Regions from separate parts of the Mus musculus genome. Here all the other regions are linked to region 1. Evidence: chromatin loops called from intact Hi-C (ENCODE). Cell type or tissue: left cerebral cortex. All regions are shown on one strand. Each heading gives the region's core, and the rest is flanking DNA. Links, peaks and the distances in the headings are about the cores only. Region 1 has its middle 61 kb from the start of Cwc22. Region 2 has its middle 44 kb from the start of 4930440I19Rik. Region 3 has its middle 47 kb from the start of Cwc22.

What was found. Hi-C counts contacts between places; a loop is a spot of excess contacts. Peaks named below come from ENCODE experiments on the same cell type or tissue, not always from the same donor. Only the 100,000 strongest peaks of a DNase experiment are listed, where the experiment ranks them.
Region 2: it touches region 1 in a loop (2.9-fold over the local background); 9 of 42 quality-filtered maps call a loop at or near these places.
Region 3: it touches region 1 in a loop (1.8-fold over the local background); 9 of 42 quality-filtered maps call a loop at or near these places.

What each region holds. Positions count from the first base shown.
Region 1 is chr2:77,881,646-77,889,179 of GRCm38, reverse strand. It overlaps a transcript of Cwc22 not described here. Among named protein-coding and RNA genes, the nearest start is that of Cwc22, 61 kb to the left of the region's middle. In left cerebral cortex, for the core only: no CTCF peak of the experiment used is centred there; a DNase peak (open chromatin) is centred at 3,270.
Region 2 is chr2:78,003,553-78,011,086 of GRCm38, reverse strand. No RefSeq gene overlaps it. Among named protein-coding and RNA genes, the nearest start is that of 4930440I19Rik, 44 kb to the left of the region's middle. In left cerebral cortex, for the core only: no CTCF peak of the experiment used is centred there; no DNase peak of the experiment used is centred there.
Region 3 is chr2:77,990,084-77,997,617 of GRCm38, reverse strand. No RefSeq gene overlaps it. Among named protein-coding and RNA genes, the nearest start is that of Cwc22, 47 kb to the right of the region's middle. In left cerebral cortex, for the core only: no CTCF peak of the experiment used is centred there; a DNase peak (open chromatin) is centred at 4,326.

The DNA.
Region 1 (7,534 bases), core at 2,334-4,833:
TAAAAGGGCAGATAGGGACTGCTGAAAATAGTCATCAACTGCAGACACCTCTTGGTGGTGGTTAGAAGTTCAATTTTATGTTTTGTAAGACCAGGGTCAAATCCTAAACCCTGTGTTCAGGAAGCTTTTGGTGGGGAATAGAGAAAAAGACCCAGTGTTTCCATTTATTGCTATGCCGAGTGTTTCAGTTTCTAGGATTGAGATTCCTTGAATGTTTAAGTTCAGGGTCAACTACCATTAGCCTAGTTGTAGGTCACACATAAGTGTTCTATGGTAGAGCAGGAGAAAGGATGCAAAAATGCATTTGATTTAAAACCTCAGGACATTAATGCTAAAATGCATGCATTCAAGTGTGACTAAGAAAATTGCAGATGTGAGGGTGTTCGGAATGTGACATCTCCAGGGTTAACGCAAGTGATCTGACTGGCAAGAATGGCGTCCTGTCTTATTTCCACTCTCCATTTTCCATTTCAAAATCTGTGTCCTTCTCAAAGTGTCAAGTGAGCCATAAAGAACAGCTTTCTCCATTAGAGGAAGAAAGGGCATTTTTTCAGCCTAGGGTTCATGAGGACCCTAGAACCACCCCTGGAACCCCCAAACAAGCCTCTAGAAAGCTCCTTGACAGCAGCAATTGAGATTCAGTAATCTCACTCTCAGATACATATTAAACACAAACACACACACACACACACACACACACACACACACACAAATGATCCAGAGGACGTGTTCAAGAATGCTCTGAATAACACTATTCATAGAAGCCCAAGGTGGGAAACAGCCCAAATCTATGTTGTATTCATACCTTGGGATACTATGCAGAAATCAACATGACAAGGCCATGGCTAGGTCCAACAGCACGAATCAACCTAATACATAAATTTTCAATAGAGACGCCAATTCCTTTGATTCCACTATATATGATCTCCTACATACAGTCTAAAACGGCAGATTAGTCACAACAGTGGTTATCTTCGGGGAGGATAGTGTTGGTGAGGTGATCATCAGGAATGCTGGAGCATTGCTGCTGTCCATTTCCCAGATGTAGGTGTAACTTACACAAATGTATTCATTTCATATTAATTCATCGAGCTCCACATCCTTAAGATTTGTCCACTTTCAGTTTTCTGGAAAAGCCAGGTAAAAGAGAGATATATGCACAGTCACCTGCAATAAACAGTTTTATACATTCTTTCCAATTTGAATGGATATGGAATCATTCATGACATGGGAGATTACAATATACTGACTGAGGAATCTTACACATAGTCTGCTTCTCTTCTGTTGTTTTGTTTGTTTGTGTTTGTTTGTTTTGAGAGGTAAATGCCAGAATTGTACAACACACAGACAAAAGATTCTTTGGAAAAAAATGGAGACTCCCTATGAGCTGTGAAATGGAACTAGCCAGGTACTTTTCTCTGACCATTGATTTATAGTGCAGGCAGTGTCGGCGAGGGGGGAGAGAAGAGCTCACAGCAGCAAAGACAGTGTAAAGCCCACACTGAAGGGGCAAATGCAGATACCACAGGATTCTCAGAATAGAGGAACAGTGGTAACTGGAGTCTTCCATAATGGACCCATGACAAGACAATTTATGAAAAACAAAACAAAAACAAAAACAAACAACAATAAAAACAACAAAATAAACCAAAAACTAGCTTTCCAAATTCACACACAATTGAATAAATTAATTTTTCTGATACCAAAAAGCATAATTCAGAGTAGGAAGGTTTGAGATTTTAAACAGATATACAATGAGCAGGGATGTAACGCCTTACTATATAGCATGCATGAAGCCCTGGGTTTTATTACCAGCATCCCATGAATCTGGGTCTGGTGTCACATGCCTGTCATCCTAGAACTTGGGAGGTAGAGCAGGAAGATCAGAAGTTCAAAGTCATCTTTACCGATACAGCAAGTTCGAGACAAACCTAGAATACCTTACCTTTTGAAAAGTCACAGTGGTGGTGCACGCCTTTAATCCCAACACTTGGGAGGCAGAGACAGGTGGATTTCTGAGTTCGAGGCCAGCCTGGTTTACAGAGTGAGTTCCAGGACAGCCAGGGTTACACAGAGAAACCCTGTCTCAAAAAACCAAGAAAGAAAGAAAGAAAGAAAGAAAGAAAGAAAGAAAGAAAGAAAGAAAGAAAGAAAGAAAGAAAGAAAGAAAGGAAGGAAGGAAGGAAGGAAGGAAGGAAGGAAGGAAGGAAGGAGAGAGAGAGAGAGACGGGGGAAAGAAAGAAAGAGAGAAAGAAAGAAAGAGAGAGAGAAAGAAAGAAAAAGAAAGAAAGAAACAAAGAAAGAAAGGAAGGAAGGAAGGACGGATGGAAGGGGGAGAGAGAGAAAGAAAAGGAAGGAAAGAAAGGAAGGAAGGGGGAGAGAGAGAAAGAAAAAGAAGGAAAGAAAGAAAGGAAGGAAGGAGAGAGAGAGAAAGAAAAAGAAGGAAAGAAAGAAAGAAAGAAAGAAAGAAAGAAAGAAAGAGAGAGAGACAGAGAAAGAAAGAAAGAAAGAAAGAAAGAAAGAAAGAAAGAAAGAAAGAAAGAAAGAAAGAAAGAAAGAAAGAAAGAAAGAAAGGAAGGAAGGAAGGAAGGAAGGGGGAGAGAGAGAAAGAAAAAGAAGGAAAGAAAGGAAGGAAGGGGGAGAGAGAGAAAGAAAAAGAAGGAAAGAAAGAAAGGAAGGAGAGAGAGAGAGAGAGAAAGAAAGAAAGAAAGAAAGAAAGAAAGAAAGAAAGAAGGAAAGAAAGAAAGGTAACATTTATGATTTGGAATGAGGAAATTATAGAAATAATCTATTATGAAATTTACTGCAAACTGTTCGGATTCAGTGAAGGCTGTGAACTCCAGGGCCAGGGCTGCATTTGAGGTAGACCATTAGCAGCTTGCAGAGTAGATCGGAAGAGAGAAGTCTGAGTCACAGAAAGCAGGGTAAGAGGTGCTGGAAAGTATGTCATAGATGTGGAACTTGTTTAGAATAAGGTTAACTTTTATGAAACATAATCTCTCTGGAAGTCATGACGTTTCTATTACATTGAAAGTAAATTTATCACGTGAGGATTGATGGCCCCTGTGATCAAACACTGTCCCAACCCTACCGAGTCAAAATCGGGAACATTAAGTCACGTTTTCAGTTAAGCAGAAGGGAGCTGAGGATGTAAACACTCTCCTGAACTGAAACTCAAAGCAAGCATCCTCAGCTGCCCTACCCTCAGAGAACAGCTGGAGTAGGAGGAAGATGCTGCAGATCTCCTAAGGGAGAATGGCCATGATTTTAGCATATGTTTAAAGGCAAAATACAGGCTGGCACAGTGACTCAGAAATCTCAAGAGCCTCTCACATAGGAAGATAGTTTGCTCTCCTCAGATCTTTCCCACAGAGCTTTACTGGATGATAGAGAAAAGGACAAGACAGTGAAGAAGTGTACCTATTTCCAAGAAGCACAGTTTGAAGGAAGACCGGGGAAAGAAGAGAATTCCGCAAAGACAGGCTTACTTCTCACACGGAGCTAACCTACGGGCTTTAAAGGCACCTCAAGCTCCAAACTAAGGAGTTTCAGAGCACTGAGTAACACAGCGAAGAGCGGGTGCATCGATATTCAGAAGGCAAAGAACCTCTCCAATCACTGAGATCTTCAGCTACACTATAGCAATGTTCTGTTTCCACCCTCCAACCTTGGCAAATCCTCCTGAAGCATCAACTCTCCATCACCTCAAGTTGCAGACAGCATGGCTCTACCCTCTCCACAAGAGCCCGACGGGAAAAGTATGCTGTCTGGAGAAATGCGGTGCTAACACATTTTCTCAGGGTGCACTAGGTGGAAACTTCTTGGAACCTATGAGCGTAACCCAAGTGAAAACTTCTAGACATGGAGGATATGTAGCCTGAACCAGCCATCTTCTGTAACCAGGTGAAACTCCCAGCACTGCGACTGGGACATCAACTCAGCCACAAAATCTATGAGTTTAGAGCTTGTGGGAGGGGCCAACCAGTGACTGGTCTAATCTAAGGCCCAAGACACAAGAGGGAGTTCATGCGGAACATTGCCCAGGGACCAGAAACTGATGGCAAAGACCTAGGGTACAACTAAACATGACTGGCAATAAATAACTAGATAAATAATAAAAATAAAAAGTTATTCCTAATAATATTCTGCTCTAGTCATATCGAAATCAGTGACTAGACCAATCATCATCAGAGAGGTTTCTTCCAACAGCTGATGGGAGCAGACGCAGACATCCACAGCTAAACATTAGGCAGAGCTGGGGAACCCCTTGGAAGAGATGGGAAGGAAGGATTGTAGGAGCCAGAGGACACCAGGAAAAAAATGGCCCACGGAATCAACTAAACAGGGCTCATAGGGTCTCAGAGAAATTGAAGTAGCAACCACGGAACCAGCTTGGGTCTGCACTAGGCCTTCTGCATACATGCTGTGGTGCTTTAGATTGGGGTTTTGTTTCAATCCTAACAATAGGGGTGGTAGTATCCTTGACTCTTTTGCTTGCTTGTGGGACCTTTTTCCTCCTGCTAGTTTGTGTTGCCCAACTTGGTATGAGCATATATGCCTAGTCTTATTGCATCTTGTTACGTTAAGTTGATATCACTGGGAGGCCTGCCTTCTTCTGAAGGGAAGTAGAGGAGCTGTGGATCTTGGGGAGAGGGACTGTGAGGAGGGACTATGAAGAGGAGAAGGAGGGAGGGAGGGAGGGAGGGAGGGAGGGAGGGAGGGAGGGAGGGAGGGAGGGAGGGCTATAGTTGGGATGCACTGGAGAAGAGAATAAACAAAATCAAATTTAAAATGTGGCTGATGTACACAGAATCAGGCCTGTTTGAGTATCATCAATGAAGGAAACAGTCATTGGAACAAGATTCCTGAGATAGTGAAAATGTTACACAAAGCAAATGGGGAATTTAAAATCCCCATGGTGTGTACAATAGAAGAGCAAACAGCAAAAGTAAACATATCTGTGAGAAAGATAGTAAATATCAGAAAAGCTAAAGAAAGGTATTCATCAAACAACCTGTGCTTCCAGTCTAAGGAGCCAAAATAGAGGTGAGGATATAGCCCTGTTGCTAAAAACTCTCCTCCTTCTAAGGTCTAATTGTACACCAACGTACAATTCCACCAATGTTCACCTGAAGAAGCAAGAGTTTATGAGACTTGCTTACAGAGCAATGGGTGAGGGGTTATAAGCCTTAGCAGATGAAAAGCTAAAGCAGCTACATTGGAAGGTCTGTATCCAGTAGGGATGGCTCCCTCATGGCTGTGCAAAAAGAGTTCTCTCTTCATCCCTCTCCAGCTATATACTCTATCTCCTCCCTGAGACCACAATTAGAGTAGAATTGCATGTAGCTAGCTGGGGAGAGAGATTAGATACTCTGCTGAGTGTCCCATAACAACCCCTGTCCAAGAAGGAAGTCAACAGTTGACAAGCTTAGCTGCAGATCAAAACCAGATGGGACACATGAATATGGTGGCAGTTTGGGTCAGAGGTTACTCCTCTACCATAACACATCTTCTTCTGGCTCCTGAAGCCTTTGTGCTCCTTTCTTCTGAAAGAAGGGTTCCTGAGTCTTGGGGAGTATGATGATTTGAATAATCATGGCTCCATCGGCTCATATATATGGATGTTTAAGTCATCGGGGAGTGACACTAGTTGAGAAGGATTAGGGAGTGTGGCCTTGTTGGAGGAAGTATGTCACTGGGAGTGGGCTCTGAGATTTTAAAAAGCACAAGCCAGGTCCAGTCTCTTCTTCGGCTGGCTGATCCAGAACTCTCAGCTTCTTCTCCAGCACCATGCCTGCCTGTATATCACCATGCTCCCCACCATCATAATAGATTAAATCTCTAAAACTGTAAGCAAGCCCCAATGCTTTCTCTTATAGGAGTTGTTTTGGTCATGGTGTCTCTTCACAGCAATAGGACACTGACTAAGACACAGACATAGATGTCTGACTGTTCTTCCCCGTCTTCAGTGAGGTACAGAATCCTCACCCTCTTTCAGCATTCCTCTGTCTCTGGACCATGATTATTGACAAGTCTGAGGGATACACCTCCTAATACAAAACACAGGTGTGGAAATGCTAATGGGAAACAGAAAGTGATCCAACTAGATGCAGGCTGCATTAATAATCCATGATTATAGACTCCAACGTGGGGAGCACTTTAGCTGGCCACCCAAGCAACAATAGTTGCTTTTCCGCAGGAGCCTATGACTTCCCTCGTTACAAGTTTTTGTTTAAATTTCTTGTACCAAATGTAATGCCTGTCCCATGGCCTTAAGTCTAATCAGAAACCTGATTCTCTCTATAACCGTTTGTATCACTATTGCACTCACTGCACCTCTGGCCTGGCACTTCCATCATGAAGCATACAGGATCCACAGCTTAATTCTTCAAATCCTTAATTTATATGTGTGTGTGTGTGTGTGTGTGTGTGTGTGTGTGTGTGTGTGTGTGTGTGTATGGGGGGGTGTTAATCCTTCCCACTGTCCTTAGTAGCAACTTTTGGCAATATAGATGCTGGCCCACAGGCAGGAGGCTTTGAAGCCAATCTTACCTTTATTTCCCTAGGTCCTGCAACCAGTGTGTGCAGCAATAAACTTTTACCATTCATCAGGGGAGTGCAATGAAGAACTGTGGGCAGTAGCCTTTCTCTTTGGGAGTAGAAAGGGTCTATTTAGGACTTTCTTAGCCAATCCTAGTATTAAACAGCTCTAGGATTCTCAATAGAGGACCTTATGGCTTCTGAGTACAGCTATCCCTCTCCCCATACAAGATACTTTTGCATATTACTTCACATTTATAGACCCAGGCTATTGCAGACTTTTCCCAATCACCTTAGTAGGTAAGCAACTGTGCCTTATCCAACCATAAAGCTCCCAAGAATTTCACAGCTGCACCTGACCCTTGTATCCCTTGTGAGCTGACACCTCATGCTTGCTGCTTCAAGTGTATTAACATGCCTCTACAGCGGGTTTCTAAATCTTTCAAACATCTAGAGGTTACAATGTCATTTATATAATGCAACCTTTTTCTAGAGGATAACCAGGATAGGGCAACATCCTGAAAGACCATCCCACAATGAACATTAAGGTTAGAATGATAACCTTGTGGAGCACCCTGAATGCTGAATGGCCCTTGCCATTCCTGCCCAAGGTTTTCCCCAATTCCAGTGCTGAATATTTTGATTACCATGCCCCTGCCCACCTTATTGGATCATTGTTGAAAATCTCACCTTGACAAACTGTTCCTCCAAATGAGGAACCAAAGAGTCTGTGAGGCTTACTTACAAAGTGATGGGTGAGGGCTTACAGGTAAGCACACCAGAGGCTTTAAAGAGACTGGAAAGTCTGCACCAAGAAGGGATGATGGCTTCCATGGGCATATAGAAGCCCCAACCTACCTATCTATACACTCTATATCTTTACACTTTCTATACACTCTAGCCTCTAGCTGAACCCACATTAATTAGGGCAGCATTGCGTATATGTGGAGAGGGGAGCCTGCATGCTCAGAGGAGGGTGCCATGACACTCCCTA
Region 2 (7,534 bases), core at 2,600-5,099, 120 kb before region 1:
CTACACATACCCAAGGATATTCAACATAACTCTAACTATCTTAAAGATTTACACAGATATCGCTGTCTTCATTTTTTAAGTGCAACACGGGACAGTGATAATGAGCAAACCGTTCACTGCACACTTCTCTGAAATCCACACTAGTCTACTACTTCTCAGAGGGCCTATTAAATCAGACCAACAGGCTCTTTCCAGCCTCATAGACTAAACTAAAAACCAGAAACAAGACAGTAATAACATAATGAACAGATGAACTCTGCTGGTGCCAAAATTAATTGAAAAACTTCTCAGAATTGATTCTTTGCTTGATCTGATCTACATCAAAACAACAACAAAAAAACAGAAGTATATCCAGGCAAGCATAATCAACTTGAATAAACCTCAAAAGCCACTTTGAGTTTTATTACCTTATTCTCATCTTGTAGATAGCACTATATTTTTTCTTAAGTTGTCATGTGTGAAAGGAGAAAGGAAAACTAACATTATTATGTTCCAGCAATGTGCCCCAAAGTGTGAATTACCTAATTTAATTGTCATGACAGCCTGCAAGGAATGTATTATTTCCAGAGATTTCTGGTGGGGATTTCACATTGAAAATAATGATGCTGTGCTGTCTATTGATGTGACTAAAAAGACTGACATGGGAGCAACAACCTTTTCATAGCATATTTTATAAACTCTTTGTATAGAAAACAAGCCAGAACCACTTGATTAATTCAGGCATCCATCGCCGTAAGAGTAACTGTCTGGAGCTCACTATTCAGCAAATATGTACAGAGAGTCCTTGATTGGGACTGAGAAGGAAGAGAACCAGGATCCCTTGACCTTAAGGAGCTTATAACTTAAGATACGCACCGAGGATTACTTAATTGTAAAATACTAATTCACATTTGTATACGACTCTAACCCCCAGAAAAGTCATCTTTTATCATCCAAATGCCTTCTATACAGAGAAGAATGAACCCAGCTTGACATAATCCTGGTGATTTGCTGGTATTTACCTAGAGTTTATCCCCATACACAACTTGGAAAATGATGGTGGTGGTGTCATCCTAGGGATACCAGAGTAAGTTCTTTTCCAGGTCCCAGTACACCTGTTTATTTTCTTTGAGCAGTGTCAGAAACTGAAACTGGAGTAATAACACTGAATGTGGCCATACCTCATCGTGAGAGGATGACAGATACCGAGAAGCTGTGGACCTGCTGACCTCCTGACACAAAAGACATCAGTCATGGAGAGTAGCACCATCCCCCAGGAATGTACGAACACCACCTTAGTCCCAGGATCCCTTCCTTGCAAGAAAACTCCTGAGTGCATCCCTAATCCAAAGATTGTCATCTACTCACCAGCCCTAGCTAGTGGGGAGTGTGGGGGGGCGGATCTCAAACTGTAAAAGTCCAAATCCTAGAGGATATTCCCATAATAGATTCCAAATGAAGAACAGTATTGGTAGGTAGAGAAAGGTGGACCCACCCTGCCCTAGCTGTCCCTAGACAAACTGTCATCAGCACTTTTAATTCCAAAACTAAGGAGGCAGAGGCAAGGGAATTTCTGTGAATTTGAGGCCTGCCCGGTCTACAAGGTAAGTTCCAGGACAGCCAGGGCTACACTGAGGAAACCCTGTCTCAAAAAAAGGGGGGGGGGCTGGAGAGATGGCTCAGTGATTAAGAGCATTGACAGCTCTTCCAGAGGTCTTGAGTTCAATTCCCAGCAACCACATGGTGGCTCACAACCATTTGTAATGAGATCTGACACCCTCTTCTGGTGTGTCTGAAGACAGCAACAGTGTACTCATATACATTAAATATAATTCTTTAAAAAAAAAAAAAAGCAGAAAAAGACTACCTGTAAGCTTGATTCTGTATGGTAGGTAACTATTATTTTCAAAAACCTAAATAACGTTTATCCTACCAAACTTGGAAATAATCAGAAAAAAAAAAAGTTATATAATGAAGCCTTACAGCCTCCCAGGTATTGTTCAAATATTGTCTGTGACAAATAAACAAGGCAGTTTATTTCTCGTGCTCCCAGATAAAAATTAGGAAGCAATGTGGTGTTTTCTGTTAGTAACCGCAGATCATTAACATTAACTCAGAATCATAGGAAAATATTTAATAAAGATATGTCTACTAAGCAAGACAAAATTGGGATGCTGAGTTGGTTGAGGAATCAATTATGTAAGAACACTGTCCTGTCCATGCATTGTGTATTAATCATTAAAAGGAAGAAGTTTCCGCCTTCTGAAAACCTACAGCATCTAGGACAGCCATGGGAGAAAAAAAAAAAAAAAGAAGGCAAGCGTGACTCTCCATGCTGTCACCAATCAAAGCGCTTTGATACACAGTAGCGTTCTATAGAGAGTAGTAATGGCCAGAGCCATACAGAGAAAAGGTATGGAGTCTCTCTACTTGGCCTCAACATCACTTCATCAGCTGGGAGGAGGACTCATCTTGTAGAATAAAGACCAGGCTGCCTACATTCATAAATTTAAATTATAAATACAAAAACCTTGGAGATCAAAATTAGTACATTCATTTCACAGATAAACAAATGTCACGGCCTACACTACGTTGGATTCAAGCTGACTGGGGCAATGGGGAATTTAAAAAAAAATGGCAGACACATTCACAGCATGGGATGGGATGGCCCCTGCTTGCTGATGGAGACTCAGCTGGGAAACTCAATGTCTTCATTTTATGCAGCTGCATGGGAAGGAGGTCTCCATAAGGAAGCAGTCATCCAGGAGGCGGAAGATGTGCTTAGTACATTCTCCATATACCAGGTTTAGCTAAAGGTCAACTGTCCATCAACCACTGAACCAGGACCAGGGAAAGGCCTTGCTGTTCCAATGGGTCTAAGGCATCAGCAACCACAATATGGCCATGGATGTTCATGTGGTGAATGCTTATTCATACAGGGGTAATACATGCCTCCCATAAAGAAGCTGATGTCTGGGTCAGTAATGTGACAACATCATATGTTGCTGGCATTGGTGTTAGTGTTGGCTCTAGGACTGTCTCCAGTGGGAATCCTTTCCTATAACCTTTCTAAGCAGAATCCACTTGAGATTCAGCCTTTCCATCCTGTGCAGTTTAACTTTCATGAACTGGGAGCAACTCTGAAAAGGAATAAAGGTAGAGAGTGGTCCCTCAGTGCATTTCTCAGTCCTAGCCCCACTGCTCTGATAGAACACAGTCAGGAGGCAGCAGGGAGGGAAAAGCTTACCAGACAAAAGGTATCTTCAGCTCCACTCAGCAAAGGCAAGCTTTTCATGAAACTAATTTTGCTGGATATATCAACTATGTATTTACATACAGATGCGGATTTCTATGCTAATAAGTGATAAGACAAGATAATCTCATTCTGTGAAATTCAACATTGGTTTCACTGGCATAAATTAATTTTCCCTTGCTCTTTATAGTTAACATAACCTTTAAATAGGAAAGGTTTCACTTATCACCATAAGACTAAAGGAGTTTATTTCTAATTAATGATTAAAATGCTCTGTGGTAAGTAGACTGTGATTTGCCTGGAGTGTCATTTCTTCTGCAGGAATGTGACTGCTGGTTTATTAATAACATTAAATGCATATGTTCCTTTATTCTGAGACACCTGTTCACAAAAGGGGGCAACAGATAAAATTAAAATTTAGAGATCAGAACATAGTATTACTAACAAAAGGGTGATTCAAGGTCGTGGGTTTTGCAGCACCATAAAAAAGGAAAAGTCCCCTTGAATCTCTGAGACTGGTCAAAATGGGCATTGTGTCATAATGACTTCTTCTCCAAATAAGTATGTGCTTCATGTTTTAGGAATGGTGTTGTCCTCAATGTTATGGTGTTATTGAACCACAGAGTCTCAGATGTTCCGTAGCCTGCTTTGACATTCTTGACAGAGAGTATCTATCAGTGTTTCTGATGGTACATCATAACTCACCTGGGGAAATTCTTTATTATTCCCCATAGGGTATGTGACTATTGCATCCTTATTTCTGCTGAAACTCTTTCATTTCCCACATAAAGAGTCCACCCAGTATATCTGGGTTTGACCTCCCAACATTCCTTGACACTGAAGGCTGTAGGATTCACCTTGTCTCCTTCCCTTATCTCAGGAATTTCTGTATTCCATCATACTACACCTTGAAAATCATTACTTCATATATGTTATCCATGTATTTGCTTATCAAAAAAATGGCTACTTCAAAATATCTTACTTCACTTCGGCTAGAAGTATCCACAGGCTTTTAATACACTGAACAGGAATAGAGTCCTGACTTAAAAATAAAACATAAATATTCTGATTGGGATAAGAACAAGAGGAGGCAAAGAAGGCATTAGGGATAGAAATAAAGAAAAGAAGGCATCAGACATTAACTTGCTTCTAACTGGCGTAGAGGATACCATACCAAAAAAATTCAGGGTTATGTGTAAGCTCACATTGATGATTTGCCATTTAAAAAAAGAAGGCAGTTCACACTAAGATTCCAAGACTATGCTGCACAAATAGGACTCTTACATTCAGCCACATTTTTAATGACTGATGTCCTACAAGCCCTGCTGGGGTCTACATTTGTATAGAAGAAGCTAGCTACAAAGGGTCCATCCTCAAACATGGAGATATGGCCATAAACTCCCCCAACTAAACACATTCAAAGCAGCCCTTTGTTCTGAATCTTGGCTCCCATCAGCTCCTGCCACCATCCTCCTCTGTCTCTCAGGCCACAGATCACATAACCTGACTGACCAAAACCAATCCCTTGAAAGATGGTTATTGTTCTAGCATCCATCACTCCTTATATTTCATTCCCGTGAAGAATGGGGAAAGTGGTAGGACTTTTGGGCACAGAGCGTCTAAACATTCAATGAGCAGAGGAGACATTAAATGAAGTTTTTAATTAGTTGTGTGCAATCTCCCAATAACATAATGTTATTTACATATCTCGTGATATTTTCTTTATAAAGATACTGGGACTTCAGCCTAAGTACATTGGCAGGCTAGATAGAAAACCTTTGATAGAATAATGGACAGTGATTCATTCCAACAAGTAGATATGACACTTCTCCAGCTCCAGCTCCTTACTAAAAGAACCAGACCCTATCTCTTTATTTGAATAAAAGTCAACTTCTGTTATCTGAGTATTAATCCATGCAAATCTCACAGATGTTATTTGAATGAACAGGAAACCGTCAGCCCAGCACAATGTAAACAGCCTGCTGCTTCGACTTTTCTGCATGACAGAGCAAGGCTGAAACGTGGCAGGGATGCATATGCCAAATGACACTCTGAGTCAGACCACGTTCGGGAGGATGAGGATGTTGATGTGAGCCATTAAGAGAGAGAAAAGGTACCAAATAATATATGTGTTCCCTTGGAGCACAGCCCCAATCACTGACATACACGAGAAAGAATAAGACCATTCCTGAGACTCTGGATATAGACATATGCTAGGAAACACTGACACTGGGAATTCTTGTCTGCCCTTCATGAAGAAGAGCAGATCCACAGGAAGTGGCTTTGTGTCAGCCCTTCTACATAAGGACCAGATGATACACACATGGCTTCTCTAGAGGCCATGTTTACATACAGAAATAAAACATAAACACTGGTAGGTTTTCCTCATACCTTTAACCGTACTCAACTAGAGTCTCTGTATCTTATTAGGAGGATTGAGCTTATGAATTATGAAGACTATTAGAGCCAGAGCATGGATGATAAAATAAATCCCTTTGCTACTTATAGATCTATTTTGTTCCTAAAGCTGTAGAACACAAGTTCTTAGCTGCAATAGGCCCTTCCTTGTAGCCTATAATCTTAAATCTCCACTGAGTCACTGACTGCTCCAGCTGACCTGTTTAACTGGGTTTGCACGTGTGGTAAACTATGTGAAGCTGCTTAGTTACATAGACAGAGAGAGCTCTAGTCCCTTGTACTCACAACTTCCGAGAGGGGCTTGATTAGAAACAGTGAGACAACTGGGGTGGGGTTTGTCGTGACACCTCACGGCTATGCCTGGGAGTGCTGGCCATGCCTTCTTGATTCTGTATGTTATCTTCAAGGTTGGCCTATCATTGAGCTGAAGTGCACATGGGGTATTGAATAGCTGACATATGATTTGAATGAAAAGCCTAGAAGAAATGCTATGTCAAGGTCCACAAAGCATTATATGAACCATATAGACCTTCAGTGCATTTGGGAGAGTTTTGAACCTACGCATGTGCCATCAAACTTGCTAAAGGTAAATAGTTCAAAGGAAGCTTAGAAATAGTCACTCAGAAAATGCTGTCTGCTATGATCTCCCCCGGGGTTAGCGTCTTTCTTCCTCCTACCGATGAGGCCCACCAACATCCTAACAAGTGCTATTATTGTACCCATGACTTGAATAAAATCATAACAACTCCAGGTCTTACAGCTTAACCACAGTCTTCACACCCACCCCCCTCATTCCACATTCCTCTTCATACTCACCAGTGTGGTCAAGAAAAATCAGCAACTGCTATTGCTGAACAAAACAACAGTCTGGAACAGCTCCTTAACGGGTGTCTAATTGATTTTCATTCAATTAAGACATTTGCTTCAAATCTCACAGGATGCCAGTGAAGGGTATCAGTTTCCAAGAGTGCTTGCTGCAGCCACGTGTCTTGTGTATTTTTCTTCCTTTGCTTTGTGCTTTCCTGATGTTTAAAGATCTCATATTCAAAGGGAGGAAATGTTCAGAATTAGTGACAGCTGACAGGGAGGAATGTAAATAACAAAGCCACCCTTAGACTGGCATGATCCTCGGAAGCTAAGGCTTTCTATCAACCCCCAGCTCAGGGCTTATTTTAGCTGTTACCAATTTCCAGTGCGTATCATTCACCAACATAACAAAAACATAACACTATTTCACCTGACGTTTGTATTCATCTCATACAATAAGCTGGTTGATTTCCTCTAGCTTTCCTCAAGTATAACTAGCAAATTATATATATGTATATATATATATATATATATATATATATATATATATATATATATATATATATAACAATGTAATGACTATATATATTTGCACTCAAAGTCATTAACACTTTCAGTCTAATTAACATGTTTGTCTTACCTCGTTACCGCTTTCCATGTTAAGAAAGCATTTAAGGTATGCTACCCTAGCAAATTTCAAGTACACAGTACATTCTTTTTTTTTTTTTCTTTCCATTTTTTATTAGGTATTTAGCTCATTTACATTTCCAATGCTATACCAAAAGTCCCCCATACCCACCCACCCCCACTCCCCTACCCACCCACTCCCCCTTTTTGGCCCTGGCATTCCCCTGTTCTGGGGCATATAAAGTTTGTGTGTCCAATGGGCCTCTCTTTCCAGTGATGGCCGACTAGGCCATCTTTTGATACATGTGCAGCTAGAGTCAAGAGCTCCGGGGTACTGGTTAGTTCATAATGTTGATCCACCTATAGGGTTGCAGATCCCTTTAGCTCCTTGGGTACTTTCTCTAGCTCCTCCATTGGGAGCCCTGTGATCCATCCATTAGCTGACTGTGG
Region 3 (7,534 bases), core at 3,012-5,511, 110 kb before region 1:
TATATTAGATCCCAGGATATATAATTAAAATGTTATATCCTTTGAGCAATGTCCTTTTCCTATCTTCCCTGGCCCCATCAACCATCATTCTACCCTTTATAAATGTATATATAATTACATAGTAAGTTTGACTATTTCACAATACATATGTGAATGTGATCACACAGCACTTGTCTTTTGAGTCTGGATTGCCTTGTTTAGCATAATGTCCTCTAAGTTCATCCATCTTGTAGCAAGTGGTGGACTGTTGTTGTTTTTGCTGTTGCCGTTGCTGCTGTTGTTGTTGTTGTTGTTGTTGCTTTAATACTAACATCCAATCATGAGGAGCTGAATAATCCAGCAGGAAAAAGAAGCAGCATCATATTATCCATTACAATCAGACTGGAGATAAGCACTGGAGATCCTTATAGCAATGCTTTCATGCTGAAAATTACTCAAAAGCATATTAAGAAAGATAGTTGACATGTGTTTTAAAGATGCAGTAGTTTATGTGTATTGAAGAAAACAACAAAAGACTTTGTAGTATGAGTGTATATATGCATGTATGTGGTGGGAGGGACCTGTGTGCATTTGGCCAGAATATGGTGTCATGTCTCATTCCTTAGAGCTTCTGTTACACTCTGTTTCTTATATGAATGCTGGAGCAAAATTCTGGAGCTCATGATTGCACAACAGGTGCTCTTAGCTTGGTGATTCCCAACCTGTGGATCTTGACCTCTTTTTTTTTTTTTTTTTTTTTTTTTTGGTTCTTTACTTTCTTTTTATATATATATATTTTTAATTAGGTATTTTCCTCATTTACATTTCCAATGCTATCCCAAAAGTCCCCCATACCCTCCCCTACACACTTCCCTACCCACGCACTCCCACTTTTTGGCCCTGGAGTTCCCCTGTACTGGGGCATATAAAGTTTGCATGTCCAATGGGCCTCTCTTTTCAGTGATGGCCGACTAGGCCATCTTCTGATGCATATGCAGCTAGAGTCAAGAGCTCAGGGGTACTGGTTAGTTCATAATGTTGTTCCACCTATAGGGTTACAGATCCCTTTAGCTCCTTGGGTACTTTCACTAGCTTCTCCATTGGGGGCCCTGTGATATATCCAATAGCTGATTGTAAGCATCCACTTCTGTGTTTGCTAGGCCCTGGCATAGTCTCATAAGAGACAGCTCTATCTGGGTCCTTTCAGCAAAATCTTGCTAGTATATGCAATGGTGTCAGCGTTTAGAAGCTGATTATGGGATGGATCCCTGCATATGGCAGTCTCTAGATGGTCCATCCTTTCATCTCAGCTCCAAACTTTGTCTCTGTAACTCCTTCCATGGGTGTTTTGCTCCCAATTCTAAGAAGGGGCAAAGTGTCCACACTTTGGTCTTCGTTCTTCTTGAGTTTCATGTGTTTAACAGATTGTATCTTATATCTTGGGTATCCTAAGTTTCTGGGCTAATATCCACTTATCAGTGAGTACATATTGTGTGAATTCCTTTGTGATTGGGTTACCTCACTCAGGATGATGCCCTCCAGGTCCATCCATTTGCCTAGGAATTTCATAAATTCATTCTTTTTAATAGCTGAGTAGTACTCCATTGTGTAGATGTACCACATTTTCTGTATCCATTCCTCTGTTGAGGGGCATCTGGGTTCTTTCCAGCTTCTGGCTATTATAAGTAAGGCTGCTATGAACATAGTGGAGCATGTGTCCTTCTTACCGGTTGGAACATCTTCTGGATATATGCCCAGGAGAGGTATTGTGGGATCCTCCGGTAGTACTATGTCCAATCTCTTTAGAAGTCAAACAACCCTTTCTTTCACAGGGGTTGCCCAAGACCATCAAAAAAGGCAAATATGTACCTTATGATTCATAATGGCATTAAACTTACAGTTATGACGTAGCAACAAATTAATTTTATGGTTCTGACATCAGCACAACATGAGGAACTGTATTAAAGGTTCACAGCATTAGGAAGGTTGAGAACCACTGCGTTAATTGCTGAGCTATCTTTCTGGACTCCCCCTTAATCAATACTTTCCCTTTTTTCTAAATATGAAAAATTACAACTTCTACCAAGTAAGTTTCTTTCCAATTAACTGTTTTTTCTCTAGAGAAAAGAAATTTCCAAAGGTATTCCATTGTTGATTTGTTTTCAAAATAAGTGTGTGTGCGCACGTGCACATGCATGTAGGTCTGTGTGCATTCGTCCGTCTGAGGTTTGTGGGAATCCATGCTTACCAATACAGCACCAACACTGCCAATATGAGGGGAAATGAGAGCTTGGACATGAAAGGAAATAGACCATGGTGATGAAGTAGCCTGTGGGCTACCTTTAGGGTGAAAGAATAAGAAACAAAAGCACTAAAAGCCCCTTTCCCTAATTCCCTGAAATAAGGTCATGAAAGGCCTTGCCCCACAGAAACCTACTCCATCAGTTACTTTTCAGTGCTGTGATAAAATAGCATAACCAAAGCAACTTACAGAAGAGTTCTTCTGGATTTACATTTCCATAGAAGGGGTTCATGATAGGGAGAAAGGCAAGGTTGTGGTGGAGCAAGAAGCTGGCTGGTAATATTTAATCCCACTGGAAGCCAAGCAGGTGGACTGGAAGTGGCTATGAATCTCAAAGCCCATACTCCTCCATCAAGGCCTCAACTGTAAAGATTCTATTCCCTCCCCCCAAACAGTGCTACCAGCTAGGAAAACGAGGGTTAAACACTTGAGCCTATGGGAGACATTTGTCATTCAAACCTCAAGTCCAGAGAAGAAGCAGGAGCATAATTTTTTCTCTGCTCTACTTTTAGCTGCAGAAATGTCATGACAAGATTAGATAGTGTTCTGGGAAGGTTTTGGTCAACTTGCCCCAGGCTAGGAGCATCTAGGAAGAAGGGACTTCAATTGAGAAAATGCCTCCGCCATTCAATTGGCCATTGGACAATTTTGGAGTCATTTTCTCAATTGATGGTGATGTGGGCAGATGCAGCACAAGGTAGGCAGTGCCAGCCCTGAGTTATATGAGAAAGGCAGCGAGCAACATTATCCACAATCTCTGCTTCAGTTTCTGACTCTAGGTTCTCATCTTGAGTTTCTGTCCTGACTTCCCTCAGAGTTGTATGCTGAAAGAAACCCTTTCCTCCCCACATTGCTTGAGATATTTATCACAGAAATAGAAAGCAAAGTAGGACAGGCAGCTAACACAAATAACAAAATCTGGTAGGAGTCTAGAAATGGGGGTAGTAGGGACAAATAAAGAGTATGTAATGCCCAGTAACATCATTGTTCTTTTAAGTAAAAAATAGCAACGAAATAGCTTATGAGCATAGCAAGCATTTGACAGCACACTGGCCAAGACAGGGAGCTCCTGGGAGCTCCTGATTCCACTTCCCCAAACCCACTACTAGTCTGAGAGCATGGCATTAGAAATGGGGATGTCAGAATGGGGTAAGATCCCAGAAAGCAAAGTGAAGAGCCATCACAGGAGCAATTTTGAGGGCAGGGGATGTGGTACAGTGCTTAAGAGTGCTCACAGTGCAACCATGCGGGCCTGAGATCAGATTCCAGCACCCATATAACAAGCCAGGCATGCTCTCTAATGTCCCTGCGCCATGGGAGTTTGCTAGGACTGGCTGGCTACTGCCATCCTAGCCAAATAAAAGTGACCTCAAGTTCAGGTACACTTTGCATCAAAGGAATAAAGCAGAGGGAGGGGAGGAGGGAGAGAGGGAGGGAGGAAGGGAGGAAAGGAAGGAGGGAGGGAGAGAGGTCTAAAGATAAAATGTACACAGAAAGTATATATTTGCCTCTAAAGTGTCTGTATGTGTGTGTGTGTGTGTGTGTGTGTGTGTGTGTGTGTGTGTGTGCGTGTGTGTGTGGTGTGTGTGTAGTGTGAATTATAGGTGGCTTCTGCTACTAAAATGAAGCAAGAATTTTTTTAATTCTTCTAAACACATTCAGTAAAATTATTCAAATATAAAACATTTGTTAGATAATGAATGAAGCGAGAAAGTGTGAATAAAGACAGGTAAGAGGTATATTGAGGTGTATGGAGTTTGTTTTATAAACTAAAGTAGACCTCATTAATTGAAGCCAGTGACCTTTATTATGCCAACAGGAAAAAGGAAGTCAACAGCTCAAAGGGATAAGTTTGCTTGGAAACCTCTCTGTAATTTTTCTCTTGCTTGGTTGGTACAAACATCTCCTGCCAGCTAAAATTATGCAATATTTTTTTCCCTCAGGAACTACATCTTGGAAAAAGTAAAGTTACGTTTTGTTTTCCTAAGTATTTAAGGCTATCTTAAGTAGTGTTAACTACTACATATTCATTTAAACAATTTCATATACATCATCTACACAGCTATTTTGGGACACTGGAGAAGAATGCCAAGAAATTTATCCATCTCAAAGCAAAACATATGAAATAATTCTTAATAGGTGATTACATAATCATTTTATAAGCCAGAGAATTTCTTAAAATTATGGCCATCCGTGTTGTCCTATTACACATTGACCTTTGACTTTCTACAAATCCAAGGCATTGAAAACACAATCTCGTGGCCTTGATAATAAAAGTTCATAATGTTGCTGCATAAATAAACAGAAGAAAGCTGAAGAAGGAAAAGGAGGAGGAGGAAGAGGAGGAGGAGGAGGAGGAAGAGAAGGATCTTGACTCAGATGAGTGAATAACATGGGCCCTTAGCTCAGACTCTAAACTCCAATCCATAGAATTAAGGTTTAGCTCGGTGACTATGAGCACATCAGTGATCTCACCGCACCTCAGTTTCTTCTGTACAGTGTGGGTGATGAGAGAGCCCATCTCACAAGGACAGTGTTAGAATACAAGCTGCAATCCAAAAGGGAGAGTCTACAAGATAACTATCCCGAGGAATTCATTTAATAAGTGTTGGCAGTTATTAGCACTGTAAGAAAATATATTCAACCTCAAAATTCAATGTATAACTGCAAATTAAAATGGGAGTTTATTTTAATAAGTTAGAGTGGGAAATTGGGTATATTAATAGTACCTGGTGTCTACAAGAAAATGAAGAAAATGGGCACACATGTACACAACACATGGTGATACATATTGGCCCTTGGCTATGGAGAACAGTCATGGGATGGAAGAGAGTGGACTGCAGAAGTGCAGAGAGGAGAGCACTTTGCGGTGATCCCAAACTTCATAATCAGGGACAGTGATCCATCATCCTAACCCCTGAGCTCTATTCCTTGCACTCTATTTACCAGAAATTATTCATCAAGATGTATAGTTAGTAAACCAAGATGCAATCGAAAAAAACTAAGCACACGAGGAGGGTCTTTGCTGGCCCAGTAAATGATGCCACGTTTCTTTCGGTTGGTCTCTATATTTGATAAAAATCTATATTTAATAAAAATACTTATGCGGCATCCATTTGTGTCTTTGTTGAAATTAATATTATATAGTACTTAATCCACATGTCCCTCCTTTTTTTCTTAATATTTTTCCCCCAAGATTTCATGTCTTTAACTTGAATCAGATAAACTGCAAATGAGATGGCAAGGTCTCAGCTTTAAAAAAAAGTAATAAATGAAATACATACACAAAAATAAAATATTAGGTAGCAGTTGAAGCATGGATGAGAGAAAAACAAAAACAAAAACACATAGTTCAAAAGTTCCTAAAGGCAGAGCTGTGTCATTTTGGTCTTAGGCAAGCCTCTAAACTTAGAGAAGCCTCAACTTCCTCACTTGTAAGACATAAGAAAATTATTCACTGAGGAAAAACCACATCACACCCAAGTTAATTTCTAATTTCTGAAGCAACTTTTTAATCCCACGGTTTCTGTGGCAATAAAGATGTGGCCTTGAAGACCCCACTCCAAATCCAAAAGGAAAAGACTCTCAAAGATCAGCATTCAAATGAAGTCCTGCAGTGTTACCTTTCTGGGGTGAGAGATTTAAGAGAGAGGGGACTTGAAGGAGGAGAGGAGCTAGGGTTAAAGGCCTTCCTTTCACTTCATATTTACAAGAGAAACAAAGAGATTCTTGCTTTTTACTAGAAAAAAATAAAATAAGATTAGAGGAATCAATAAGAGGTGACAGAGCAAAGCAAACCTAGAGGTGGGTGATGGAAGAAAGCTTGGGCTTCCATCTAATCCTAAGCCTGAATGTGGCATGCAAACAGCCTGTGCGGTGTGGGACCTGGGAAGGAGAAATGAAATGCCCAATAACCAGAATGGCTGGTGAATTTTACTCCTGACCTTCTAAGCACTGACTTCAGTGGAAAAAGTCCAGGAAAATTTTTCAAGCAAACATTTTGCTTAAAAAAAAATGTCTATGAAGACTTCAAATTTTGAAGTCAGACAATATTAGAGTCAGCCTGTCTTTGCTTTCTCCTTTTTACAAGTCTGTTTTTCCACATGCATTTTTCATATGGTCATCTTTAACTCACCAGTAAGTTCAAACTCTAAAGGCTGGTCTTCAGTTCCTTTGTCCTCAAGGTTTGTGACAACCTGTACTGGCTAGTTCAGGGATTCACAAATAGAATGTTGGAGGGGGAGGGTTGATTTTATTTCCTATACTTTATATTATTCTACTGTGATTGGGGGGGTTGTTTGGTTAGGAAAAGGACAAGGTTAATATTTGACATTGTGACATTAGGGTCTAAATATTAAATGTCCCCACAGGCATGTGTATTTGAATACTTGATTTCCAGCTTTTACCCTGTTTGGAAAGGTTTTGGAAACTCCAGGAGATCGAAACTTCTGGAAGAAGACATCACTGGGGACAGGATTTGACGTTTGAAATTTTGGCTCAGTTCCCTGTTCACCCATCCTCTCCGTTGCCCTCCCCCCACCCTCTAATCTGAATCACCAGTGGACCTGATCACTAAAATAAACCCTCTCTTCCTTGGGTTTCTTTGACACTGGAGTTTTTCAAAGTGGAATAGTTCCTTCATTCGAGCAGGAAGCCATACAATCCAAGTGAGTGCTGCACAGAACCCCAGCATCCTCTTGGTCTCGTTCTGAGTATTCCAGGGAGTAGCATTGTGAGCACAGGAAGCACTCGCCTGAATCATAGAAAAAGACGCACATCCATCATTTCTTGCTTTGTGGGTGATACAATCTGAGAAAGTGTCCCAAAGTAATAAATGATGTCATTTAAAAGTTAATGAGCTAAAATAACATTTGACTTTTATATGTTCCAATTTCCCAAAATTGGCCACACCCACCCATATGTCAACAGGACAGAGTTACTGTTAGCACATTTACAAAAACATAAAAGTTTGCTTTGTTTGGCATCTCCAAACACCTTTATTCCACACATTGTCTCTCTATGAAGATCTTCAACCTAAGTAGGGCTTTGTCACTTAAATCTTTAATTCAATTCACACCAATTTTTATCCAAAAGCTTAGCTTGTCATATACTTTGCTCCTGCTATAACCCCTTTTAAAACATAAAAAATGGTTTGTCACTGAGACATTAAAGTTCATTAAGCACTATTACTCAGTGACTATTATTAAACACTAATATATTAAAAGCCAGTTCATAAGAACCACAGTATTTTTC